Linked DNA regions of Mus musculus: region 2 is linked to region 1. The links are chromatin loops, found by intact Hi-C in ENCODE. Cell type or tissue: heart. All regions are shown on one strand. Each heading gives the region's core, and the rest is flanking DNA. Links, peaks and the distances in the headings are about the cores only.

The links. A loop is a pair of places that touch in the nucleus more often than their neighbours do. Peaks named below come from ENCODE experiments on the same cell type or tissue, not always from the same donor. Only the 100,000 strongest peaks of a DNase experiment are listed, where the experiment ranks them.
Region 2: it touches region 1 in a loop (2.1-fold over the local background); 2 of 42 quality-filtered maps call a loop at or near these places.

What each region holds. Positions count from the first base shown.
Region 1 is chr5:36,039,245-36,044,667 of GRCm38, reverse strand. It overlaps Sorcs2 (sortilin-related VPS10 domain containing receptor 2), which reads left to right. Exons shown (of 27, transcript NM_030889.2): 13 at 1,134-1,225; 14 at 2,469-2,576; 15 at 5,237-5,357. Among named protein-coding and RNA genes, the nearest start is that of Gm52811, 43 kb to the left of the region's middle. In heart, for the core only: no CTCF peak of the experiment used is centred there; no DNase peak of the experiment used is centred there; H3K27ac peaks cover 1,242 bases.
Region 2 is chr5:36,105,298-36,110,720 of GRCm38, reverse strand. All of the region lies in intron 3 of Sorcs2 (sortilin-related VPS10 domain containing receptor 2), which reads left to right. Among named protein-coding and RNA genes, the nearest start is that of Gm52811, 23 kb to the right of the region's middle. In heart, for the core only: no CTCF peak of the experiment used is centred there; no DNase peak of the experiment used is centred there.

The DNA of each region.
Region 1 (5,423 bases), core at 289-5,288:
CTACTTTCTTGGAGTCAGGACCTCTTCCATTCTAGCCAGGGCTGGTGTGGGTAGGCCACACCCATCTGGAAGCAGCAGTTCGGCCCTTTCTCTTGCCTTACCTAGCTTGATCTATGCCCGTTCATCTAGCCTACGCCACAATGTTCTTCCCTTCTTCCCTGGCCCAGGTCACCTTGCTGCAGATGGAAGCATTCACAGGAGACAGCCCACTGATGTCTTGGGATAGCTAATGATTAGGTCCCTGGGTTCTTCTCTAACCTCCTGAGCCCTGGCACCTCCAGCACCCATAGCAGGAGGGATGGCAACCACTACCTAGAGAAGAGGGAAGGTGATGTGGCCCAGACAGCAAGGCCTTCATTCACAGTGTCTGTGGACATTCTCTGTACCCCATGTGTGCCTGTCCACTGACGTATCCTGGAGTGACTTAGGGCCATGCCTGGCTCTGTCACTCCTAACTGCGAGGCCCTTGGCATATCCTTACTTCCTGTCTGTAAGATGTGCTTGTTCCAGGGTATCCACATATGACTGTGGCTAGCATGGTTGTCCCTCCTAGGTGGACCCTATCAAGATACCTTTGTCTCCCCCAGCAAACCCTCAGGGGGCATTCATTCATTTACCCTCAGAGCACCCATTCATTAATTCATCCATATGGTGGCCATTCATTCATGTACTCATTGGATGCCAGGGCCCCTGATACCCAGCTCAGACCTCCACTGAGATGGCCACAGAGGGCTCAGAGTCATCTGCCTCCAATGACTTCCTGGCTGGAAAGTATGATGGCACTTGTGGATTAGTGAGGCTGGGACTACAGGGAGCCAGCGCTGGCCACACCCACCTGGTGGCAGTGGTATTAAGGACCCAGGCTCTGTTACTACACCCCACATAGGCCTGGGGCTCATCCTGACCTCAGACCTGGGCACTGTGCTTCCCTCATTGCTGGGCCCTTTGCTGACCTGGGTTTCTGTGGGAAGGGTGGTGAGTGTACACACCACTGTTTCCTCTATCCCTCAGGGTAGAGAAATGGCCACTGTCTGCCAAACCCCTCGTGTGCTAAGTCAGGGGTGGATATGGGGGTGTTGGAGGCTCTGCTAGCCTTGTCGGGGTCTCACCTAAGAGTATATGTCACCCTGCAGGTCTTTGAGGAAGAGCACCATGTGTTGTACCTGGACCACGGTGGTGTCATTGCCGCCATCAAGGACACCTCCATCCCCCTGAAGATCCTCAAGTGAGAGCATGGGCCAGAGGGCAGGCATGTGGGTAGAGGGCAGGCATGTGGGCAGAGGGTGGACATGTGGGCAGAGGGTGGACATGTGGGCAGAGGGCAGGCATGTGGGCAAAGGGCAGACATGTGGGCAGAGGGTGGACATGTGGGCAGAGGGCAGGCATGTGGGCACAGAGTAGACTAGAACAGTGCCCTGGGAGCCTAACACTGGGGTGACTCATGCCTCCCAACCCTCTGAGGTGCCCCAGAGATGGACCATGTTGCACTCAGGATGAAAAAAAATACATAGCCTAGTTATGGTAACTTGGAAGGGTGCTGGGGGCTCAGGAGTCCAGAGAGACACTCTTACGTATCAGTAAAAAACTGTTAACAGAGGAATAGAGCCGGGAGTGCAGATAAGGAAGCCAGTGGGTGCCCAGGTAAGAGGTGGTTCAACTGAAGCTTCAGATAGCTGAAAGACCCATTGACAAATTGAGGACAGGGTAACATGGATATTTAGGAGGCAGAGCTAGGAAACATCCAGGCAGCCAGTATCACTTTAGTCTGAAAAGAGAGAGAGAAAGAGAGAGAGAGAGAGAGAGAGAGAGAGAGAGAGAGAGAGAGAGAGAGAGAGAGGAAGAAAGAAAGGAAGGAAGGAAGGAAGGAAAGAAAGAAAGAAAGAAAGAAAGAAAGAAAGAAAGAAAGGAAGGAAGGAAGGGAAGGAAAGAAAGAAAGAAAGAAAGAAAGAAAGAAAGAAAGAAAGAGAGAGAGAGAGAGAGAGAGAGAGAGAGAGAGAAAGAAAGAGAAGAGAAGAGAAGAGAAGAGAAGAGAAGAGAAGAGAAGAGAAAAGAAAAGAAAAGAAAAGAAAAGAAAAGAAAAGAAAAGAAAAGAAAAGAAAAGAAAAGATAGCTGTGTGTCCTGGGAGGTAATATCTCTGTAATATTAACATGTCACTGACAGAGGAACCCTGAGCTGTGATCAAGCCTTGCATGCTATTCCTGGATGTTTCTAAGGCTCGGCTGTCCCTGCTATTCATGGGGCACAGTGCCTATGTGGTACCAGTCCTTCTCATTGCTGATTAGTCAAGGATGCCATGTGGCTGGCAGGTGGTCTTACCGGAGAGAGGGGGGATGTGGTCTAGCTGTGGCCTAGGTGTTGAGCTGTCCCAGAACTGGTCTCTGGTGGATAGGAGTCAGGCATGGGAGGTAGAACATCTTAGAAAGGAGTAAGACCATGCCGCTCTGTGGACACTGGTGGCCTTTAACAGGTTCAGCGTGGATGAGGGCCACACGTGGAGCACACACAACTTCACCAGCACCTCAGTGTTCGTGGATGGGTTGCTGAGCGAGCCAGGGGATGAGACGCTGGTCATGACGTGAGTGTGGAAGGGGACGTGGGTGAAACAGGCACATCTGATGTGAGGAAGACCACAGCACTGCCCACAGCACTGGGTGGGGGGGTGGGGTCAGAGCCACTCCCAGGAGGTGACCTCATACTGGGCCTCTGCTTCCTGCTACTAGGCCAGTGGCTCCTCCTCTCACCCTGGCTAGCAGGCACATCTGCTGCCTGCACTGGCCAGTGACAGCCAGGAAAAAAGCTGGGGAGGTGATGTAGCCTGCATGCCTCTCCCCACTCAGGGCCCCAGGGAGCATTCATAGAGTCCCATGAAGTGTCCAGAGAGCCCCATGGAGCATCCGTGACCCCTACAGAACCCCACAGAGCATCCCAGTACCTCCATGGAGTGACCACAGCCCCCTGGAATCCATACAGAATGTCCATGACCCCCCCCCCAGAAGCAGATGTAGTTCCTTCCACAGTCAGGCTGCAGTGAGAAAGCCCACTGTGGTGATGACCTCTCATCCTCCTTTCTGGGTGGCTAGCAGAAAGCCAGGGCAAGTCCTACTACAGGACACAAGTAGTATGTGTATCCCAGAAGAGCTGAGCACCAGGCATGGAAGGCTGAGATAGTCCCAGTCACCCTCTATTTAGCAGCTTGGGAGGCAAGCAGGTTGTTCTTGGTCAGGTGCTCCATGATGCTGTGGCCTTCAATGACCCTGCAGGGGATAGGGGTGGGGGCTCATGCTTCCCCAGTCTGTGTGAACTGTCTGTGTGAAGGCTGTGGTGTGGGACAGCAGGGGAGGTCAGGGCTATGGTGCTTGGTATTTGTCAAGAAAAGCAGGTGAGGAAGTCTGGGCTGGGGCAGACTCAACCTGGTTCCTTGGCCTCTTTACAAGGAGGCTGAACAGTTTGCTGGACTAAACCTGCAAAGCAAGGGCTAGCAACAAAGGCGACAGCCCTCACAGGGCTCTCAGAGCTCCAGCAAGCTGGCAGGGTTCCCAGCCTCCGCTTTCCCCAGCCCGGCCCCACCACAGGGCCATCTCTGCCCTGAGCACATCCCCTCCCCTCCTCCACCTCACTTCATCTTGTAGTCTGCATTTTGTGGCTGCTTTGGGACATTCGTGCTTTGTGCAGCCAAGGTCCTCAGATCCGGGTCTGGTCCCAAATGCAGCTTTCATCCCTGCAGCCGGCATTCATCTGGAGAAAGCTGCAAAGTTCACAGGCAGGCGCGTTCATGTTTTAAGTTTTTAAACAGCGCCACAAGGTTCCTACGAAGCCTTTCACAAGGCTGCATCTTCAAACAGCTTCCAATTTCAGTGGGCATGGAGATCATTCACGTGACACAGGCTGGCAGAATGAAAAACTTTTCTGTCTGAGCTTAGGACAGAGCCCCACCCTTATGGAACCTTTATCTTCATCCACCCAGAGGTCACATCTAAGCTGCCCAGTTACCTTGTCAGGACATTGTTCCCAGCACTGCCCACAGCACAGCACAGGACAGAGGGTCCCAGCCTTGGGCTGTACTATGAGGGCTTTCAGCCTAGCAGGGCTACAGGCCATCCCTAGGGCGGAGCCAGTAATACATTCTACAGCATGGCCCACATTTCCTGCTCTCTGCCAAGTAGTCAGTGGCCCTTTGGCCTATCCTGCTAGAACCGTTCAACTAGATAAGAGATGCCCACAGTAGGAACTAAGGTTTCTTTACAGACAGGAACTGGCATACAGAGATGGGATTAGCTGGACCAACTTGCTTCTCTGCTTGAGCTCAGAATGTAGAGTATGGGACATTCCCATACAGGAGATGCTCGGCTATCACACTCAGGCTAATTGGCCATGGTGAAGGCCAAGCCTCACAATTGTGAGCTGCCAACCCATGTATCACCCTGGGTGGGGCCCTTCCTTAGTCTTGTTCCCCTCTGAAATCTGGGGCGATCAGCATACATTCCTCACAGGATACGGTGAGCCCTAAGGAGATGGACAGAAATGTGGGAACCCCTCTCTCTAGCTGCCTGTCAAGGTGACAATGAGCTCTGACAAGAGGAACACCCATCTGAACAGCAGGTTTTCCGAGACAAGGCCACCCATGGTCTGCAGGACAGTTGGATGGGAGGAGCCAAAGCCAGTGTGCAACGCTGGTCTCAGACCAAGCTGAGCACGCCTAGCCTCCATGCATCATGGTGCTTCCTGTGCGGCTGGCCGCCCTCTGTCCCTTTCTCTGCTCAGTGGGATGCATTGCGCTGTCTGTCATGGGACCCTTTCATTCACTGTCCAAGCCTTACAGTGACTTATCTCTCTGGAGTGCCAGCCCTGCCTGGAACCAATCCCATGGTAGGCAGAGGCAGGCTGGCAGAAAGGCAAGGAGACATCAGATAATACGAGACTTGGCTCCTGCTCACCCAAAGCAAGTGTCTGGTGTGTAGGCTATGGAAAGGTCTGTGGCAGCCAAGAAGGCAGGGAGCCTACCCTGGCAGAAAGGGGATTGCATGGGTTGGATGGATAACCTGCTCTAGTACAATCAGCATGCCACAAACAGCAATCACTCTGAGGACGATAACATCAGGCCAAGGCCAGTGGATGACATGTCACATCCTCGAATCCTACTGACCAGGAGAGCTATTACAGGTGGTGGTACAGGGAACCTGAGTGTCTGGTCATCAGGGAAGGGTCCATCTGAAGTGTCTTTCTTTCTCCCCTCAGGGTCTTTGGTCACATCAGCTTCCGCTCTGACTGGGAGCTGGTCAAGGTTGACTTCCGGCCCTCCTTCCCCCGGCAGTGTGGCGAGGATGACTACAGCTCCTGGGACCTCACTGACCTCCAGGTGGGCCATGCGCCTGCAGCCACAGGGCCCTTTCCTCTTCCAGGGAACCTCACAGGTGCCAACCTC
Region 2 (5,423 bases), core at 187-5,186, 66 kb before region 1:
CTTTCTTTAGCATCTATTGAAAAGAAGAAAAGATTTTTATGCTCAGCAGGGAAGCATAGATTCCAAAGAGAATAGGGGGTTACTCTGATCACAGTAGTCCAAGGCAGAGCCATGGGGCCATGAGGACATGCTACATGTGGGCTCAGACACCTGGACTGAAGCACTCCTCCCCTGCTCCCAGTTTCTCAGGACCATCCAAGTTCAGGGAACCTCTAGGACCTCCATAACCTTCAGTCTAGACTCTAGATCATGTTAGGTACTCATGAAAGACTCTTTCCCAGCCCAGCACTACCCGTGGATGGCACCAAGGTGGTTGCTGCTGAAGCAGAGGTAGATGCTAGGAGCTAGTCCCCAGATATAGACAAGGTGCCTACTCTAGGGTGTCAAAGAGCTTTCCTCTGCACATAGCCCCACGGATGGGGGGAAGGAGGAGCAAGTATCTGAGTGTGTGTCCTGAGCCAACATCCAATCCACAGCAGCTACTGAGTGCTTCCGTCCCCTCATCTAAAACCTCAGTGTGACCATCATGTCAGCCTTACTGAGCATCTTGAGGGCCACAGCGGGACTCAAAGGTGGCACATCCTAGTTTTACTCACAGCACTTCTGATATCCAAAATGTCACCCAACAGCACAACCACACTCTCTGTGATAACACTGGCTGCCTTCTCATTCAGTTCAATCCTGGTTCTGCCTGGAGTTAGAGTCCCACTGCACAGCTGAAGGTTCAGGCTGGAGAGACTGGACAGCCTCACCCCATGGACCAGGAGTAGACCCAGGACCTCACCTGTGCTTAGGGCTGATGAAACTGGAGTTCCGAAGGTCCCTGTGTCCACTCTCAGAATGGAAAGCTTGCTCTTGACACTAGGAGTTCAGGGAAACATACCACTCACACTCACTCACACTCACACTCATACTCACACCACTCACACTCACTCACACTCACACTCACTCATATTCATTCATACTCACACCACTCACTCACACTCATACTCATACTCACACTCATACTCACACCACTCACACTCACACCACTCACACACACTCATACTCACATTCACTCACACATACACACACTCATTCACACATACTCATACTCACTCACACTCACACTCACTCACACATATTCATACTCATACTCACACCACTCACTCACTGGCGACAGCTGAGGACACTGCTCAGCAACACTGAGGCCAAGTAGGAGTCTAGTGGAGTTTCCCAGGCCTCCAGAGCTCCCCAAACCTGACACTCTCATGGACTCTTGGTGGAGGGGACTAGGGAAGTCCAGCTATATAAACCACTGGCTGTGATGAACATAGTCTTTAGTGCCCCTCCTCCTCTCTGAGGTTGTGTGAGGCTAAAGGTCCTCACTGTCCTGCCTGCCTGGTCTTTTTGGACCAGTTTCTGACCCAAAACTCTCTGATGCCTCAGCCATCCCAATGGCACACCTGAGACACCCAGGGGCCTAAGAGCTCGGTACCAGGAACAAGGCCAGTATTGAAAGCTTCTCCATGCACAGCCTGGCTGTTTCCTGTATCTAGCACAGATGTACTGCCATGATTCTAGGATGTCATTATCACATGGTGGAGTATAGGTTCTGTTTGACCCACCATTGATACACCCCAAACTTCTATGGAGAATTAACAGGCTAGCATCTGGCAACAGCTGGCTGTTGCACAGTGAACACGTCAGGGGTAGGGGGGGGTCTCTGCCTTTGGCGGGCTTTATGGCCCAACATCTGCTTCCCCCGAGAAAGCAGAATTTGGGTCTGATGGCTACCTCCACCTCTCCCCTCTGCCTCCCTGTGGCAATAAGGTGGTGGATAGTTGTCTGTATCCCCGTGAAGGAGGGTTTTAATTGGCATGAAGCAGCATCCCCCTTGCATGTCATATCTTTGATCCAGTCAGTGTCTGCTGTTCTCCAGAGACATAAAGAGCAGGCACATTGTGAGCCTTGTGTAGAGGTCTACAATAGAGATGCTCAGAAGTCAGTCAGGCATTCTGGGGGTGGGGGATATACAGTGGCTGCTGACAGGATGCAGAGGCAAGGTGGTCTACAGAGGGACACAGCTCCTCTCTGCAGAGACAACTTCACCCCTAGCTAGCACACAGACAGCATTCTTTTGACTCATGTTGCTTTTTATAGGGACTTGCTAGACCTGCGTGTCAGATTGTGTCTGCAAAGTGCCCTTCGGGTGCCAGAACTCGGTTCTTTGATTCAGGGAAAATGCTGTTTAATTAGCAGGCTCCAAAAGATACCCAATTACCAGTTAAATTGGGCTGGAAGAAACTGTTCTTTCAAATCTCCTCTTCCATTGTGATGATACCCATTTCCAACCCCCTGGCACAAGCTTGTTAATTTCTTTTAATACCATATTTTAAAAGTCGGTAAAGGAGGAGTCTGTGTTCTTTGGGGAAATTCCTCACAGTTTGGTGGAATGCTGGACAAGGATGCTGGGCAGGGAGGCTGGACAGGGATGCTGGGCAGGAAGGCTGGACAGGGATGCTGGACAGGGATGCTGGGCAGGGATGCTGGACAGGGATGCTGGGCAGGGATGCTGGACAGGGATGCTGGGCAGGGATGCTGGGCAGGGGTGCTGGACAGGGATGCTGGGCAGGGATGCTGGACAGGGATGCTGGGCAGGGATGCTGGACAGGGATGCTGGGCAGGGATGCTGGACAGGGATGCTGGGCAGGGATGCTGGGCAGGGGTGCTGGACAGGGATGCTGGGCAGGGATGCTGGGCAGGGGTGCTCTCTTTCCCTGGGACATCAAAGAGTCCTGAGGTTTAGAGAGGAGGTAGGTGCAGCAGAAAGCTCTCACACCTATACCACTTAGCTTTGCCAGAAAAGGAGATTGGGGACACACCCTTGGCCTGTACAAAGTCACCACTGAGAAGGCCCTTCAGATACCCAGAAAGCCACTCTGTCAGGTTGGCAAGGTTTCCTGGAAGCCCAGGTGCCTCCGAGGATTTAAGATTCTGAGCTTTGAATCTGAAAATGGTTCAAAGTGGAGCTCTGACAGAGTCAACTGTGAGATGTGTGTGAGGACTGCTGGCTTCCTCCAACAAAACCATAAATTCCTTTCGGAGAGGCTGCATATGGGTGCTGCTGTAATACAGGATGGGCAATTCCAAGAGAGAGAAGCTTTGTCAGCGGAGAGGGGAGGGGATGTTGCATGGGAAGAAGCTGTTGAGATAGGGGGCTGCTGTGATGGGCATGGGTGAGGCCATCAAAATGCAAAGGAGCCATAGGTTGGAGCTGTCAGTTCCCTTAGTGGCTGGGTGGCCAGGCAGAAAGAGTCTGTATGGGGAGAAGATACGCACAGATGCAGGCGGGGGAGCTGGCCACAGTACTCAGCTGTTCTGTTGAGTTATCCACCTCCTATGAGGGCCCTCATGGTGTTTCTCCTGTCCCTATGTGTGTCTGACCTGTGGAGCATAGGACCCTAAGCCAAGCTTGGTTAGGTAGGAGGACGTGGGTCCAGACAGGCCAGAGTGATGCTTCAACTAAACCTCCATGGGATAGGGTAAGACTTTGAGGCAGGGCTGGCTGTGGTCCAGGTAGACCAAGTACACTATGAACTGCATTCCAGGGGAGCGATGGTTGGGGGCTGAGATGCTGCTTTTCTGGGCACACACAAAGGTCGAAGGAGGTCAACACTGTCATTCAAAGAAAGCTGTAGTAATTGCTGCTATAGTCCATTGTCAATTGGGTTCTGCTGTGGTCCTGGAGGAAGTGTGGGTCCTTCAGGGGTTGCCCTGCACTGTTGGCCATAGCCTTGGAGACCTGTGTGCTCCTGAATAGGAAGGGTCACTAATGGCTCAGGCTGGCTTCTCATTCAACAAAGGTGGCCATGGGGTGTTCCAAGCCACTGTCTTTATCATCTTTGTGGTCCACTGAGGAAATAGTTCCCTCCTCCCTGATGTGACTGTGTGCTAAGCTGCATGTGTGGAAGCCCTTGATGGTTAGCTAGGTGTAGGCTATTGTTGGGGATCAGAGGAGCACATGGGAAGAGGGGCCAGCAGACACCATGCCTCCCATTGCCTCTGCATTCCTGGCATGTAGGTCTTTCTCCTCGCCAGCCCGGCTCTCACATTCTTCATGGAATCAGTTGTTTCAGGCTAATATGTCTGACACGCTCAAACTTCCACAAGTAGAGTGGGACATCCACAACAGGTCCACCTACAATGTGGCAGTGTCGACGACTAAGAGGATGTGTGTCAGGGATATGGAAATGTGCTGCAGAGTAAGGAGTAGAAAACAGGGCCATGTCCTCCGGAGATGTTAGTGTGAGCTCCTCATGGTAGTCAGGAGCCCCTGGGAGTGGGGAGTTGCCTGTTATGTGATGGCTTTGTGGCCATAGTGTCTATGCTTCCGGAAGGGGTGAGAGAAAGTGAGGGCCCCTGAGAGAGGCAGGGCAAGGAGCATGAGCGAAGCCTGTTTGCATCCCTCCTCAGGAGGCCAGAGGCTGTCAAGGCAGGAAGAAACTCAGCCTTGCTTCTCCAGAACAGTCCCCATAGTATCCCTAAGAGGTTGAGAACCCTGGTTTTCCCAGAGTCCATGTGGCACTGGTTGACTACAGGACATGTCTCTGCCCTTCTGGCCATGCCTCCACATGGGGCAGGAGTCAAGGAGTCCACAGGACATACTCCCATCTGAGGGAAGAGTGGAAAATCCATTCCCCACCCTTTTCAGTTTCTGAAGCTCCTCCCTCTAACAGCCTCTGATGTCCTTCTCCTGTGATGACACTGGGCCTCCCCCAGATGATCCAAAGTGACCTCTCATCACAAGACCCATAGCTCAGTCCCATCAGCCAAGGCCTTTGGACTTTGAGAGGTCACATGTGCAAGGGTTCCAAGAAATAATGGGAAGAAGAAGTATGTACCTCTAGAATCCGCTATTCTGAGTACCACACAGGTGATCAGACATCGGGCTAGAACATGTCCTTTGAAGCCAGTAAAAGCTAGTTTGTGACACAGTGTGTAGAATTCTGTCCAGCATATTTTCTCAGTGTCTGAACAGACCTTTTGTGGTCTGGTTGACTGAGGGTACCCAACTGATTAAGGCTTATTGAAGCTGATTGAAACCATTTTGAAAGCTAGGTTGATGCCTACTGGACATATGCTGAAGCCATTTGGGAAGATGGAACTTGAGGAAATGCTCCCACCAGACTAGCCTGTGAGGCATTGTCTTGCTTGATAATAGACGTGGGAGGGTTCAGCTCACTTGCTGACCACCTGGGCTGGTGGTCCTGGGGTGTATAAGAAGACAGCCTATGCAAACTGTGAGGAGCAAGCCAGCAAGCTGTACTCCTCTACAGTTTCTGCTTCAGGCCCTGCCACCAGGTCCCTGCTCTGAGTTCCTGACCTGCCTTTCATAGATGAGGGACTATGGGGTGTAAGATGAAATGAACCCCTTCCCTCCC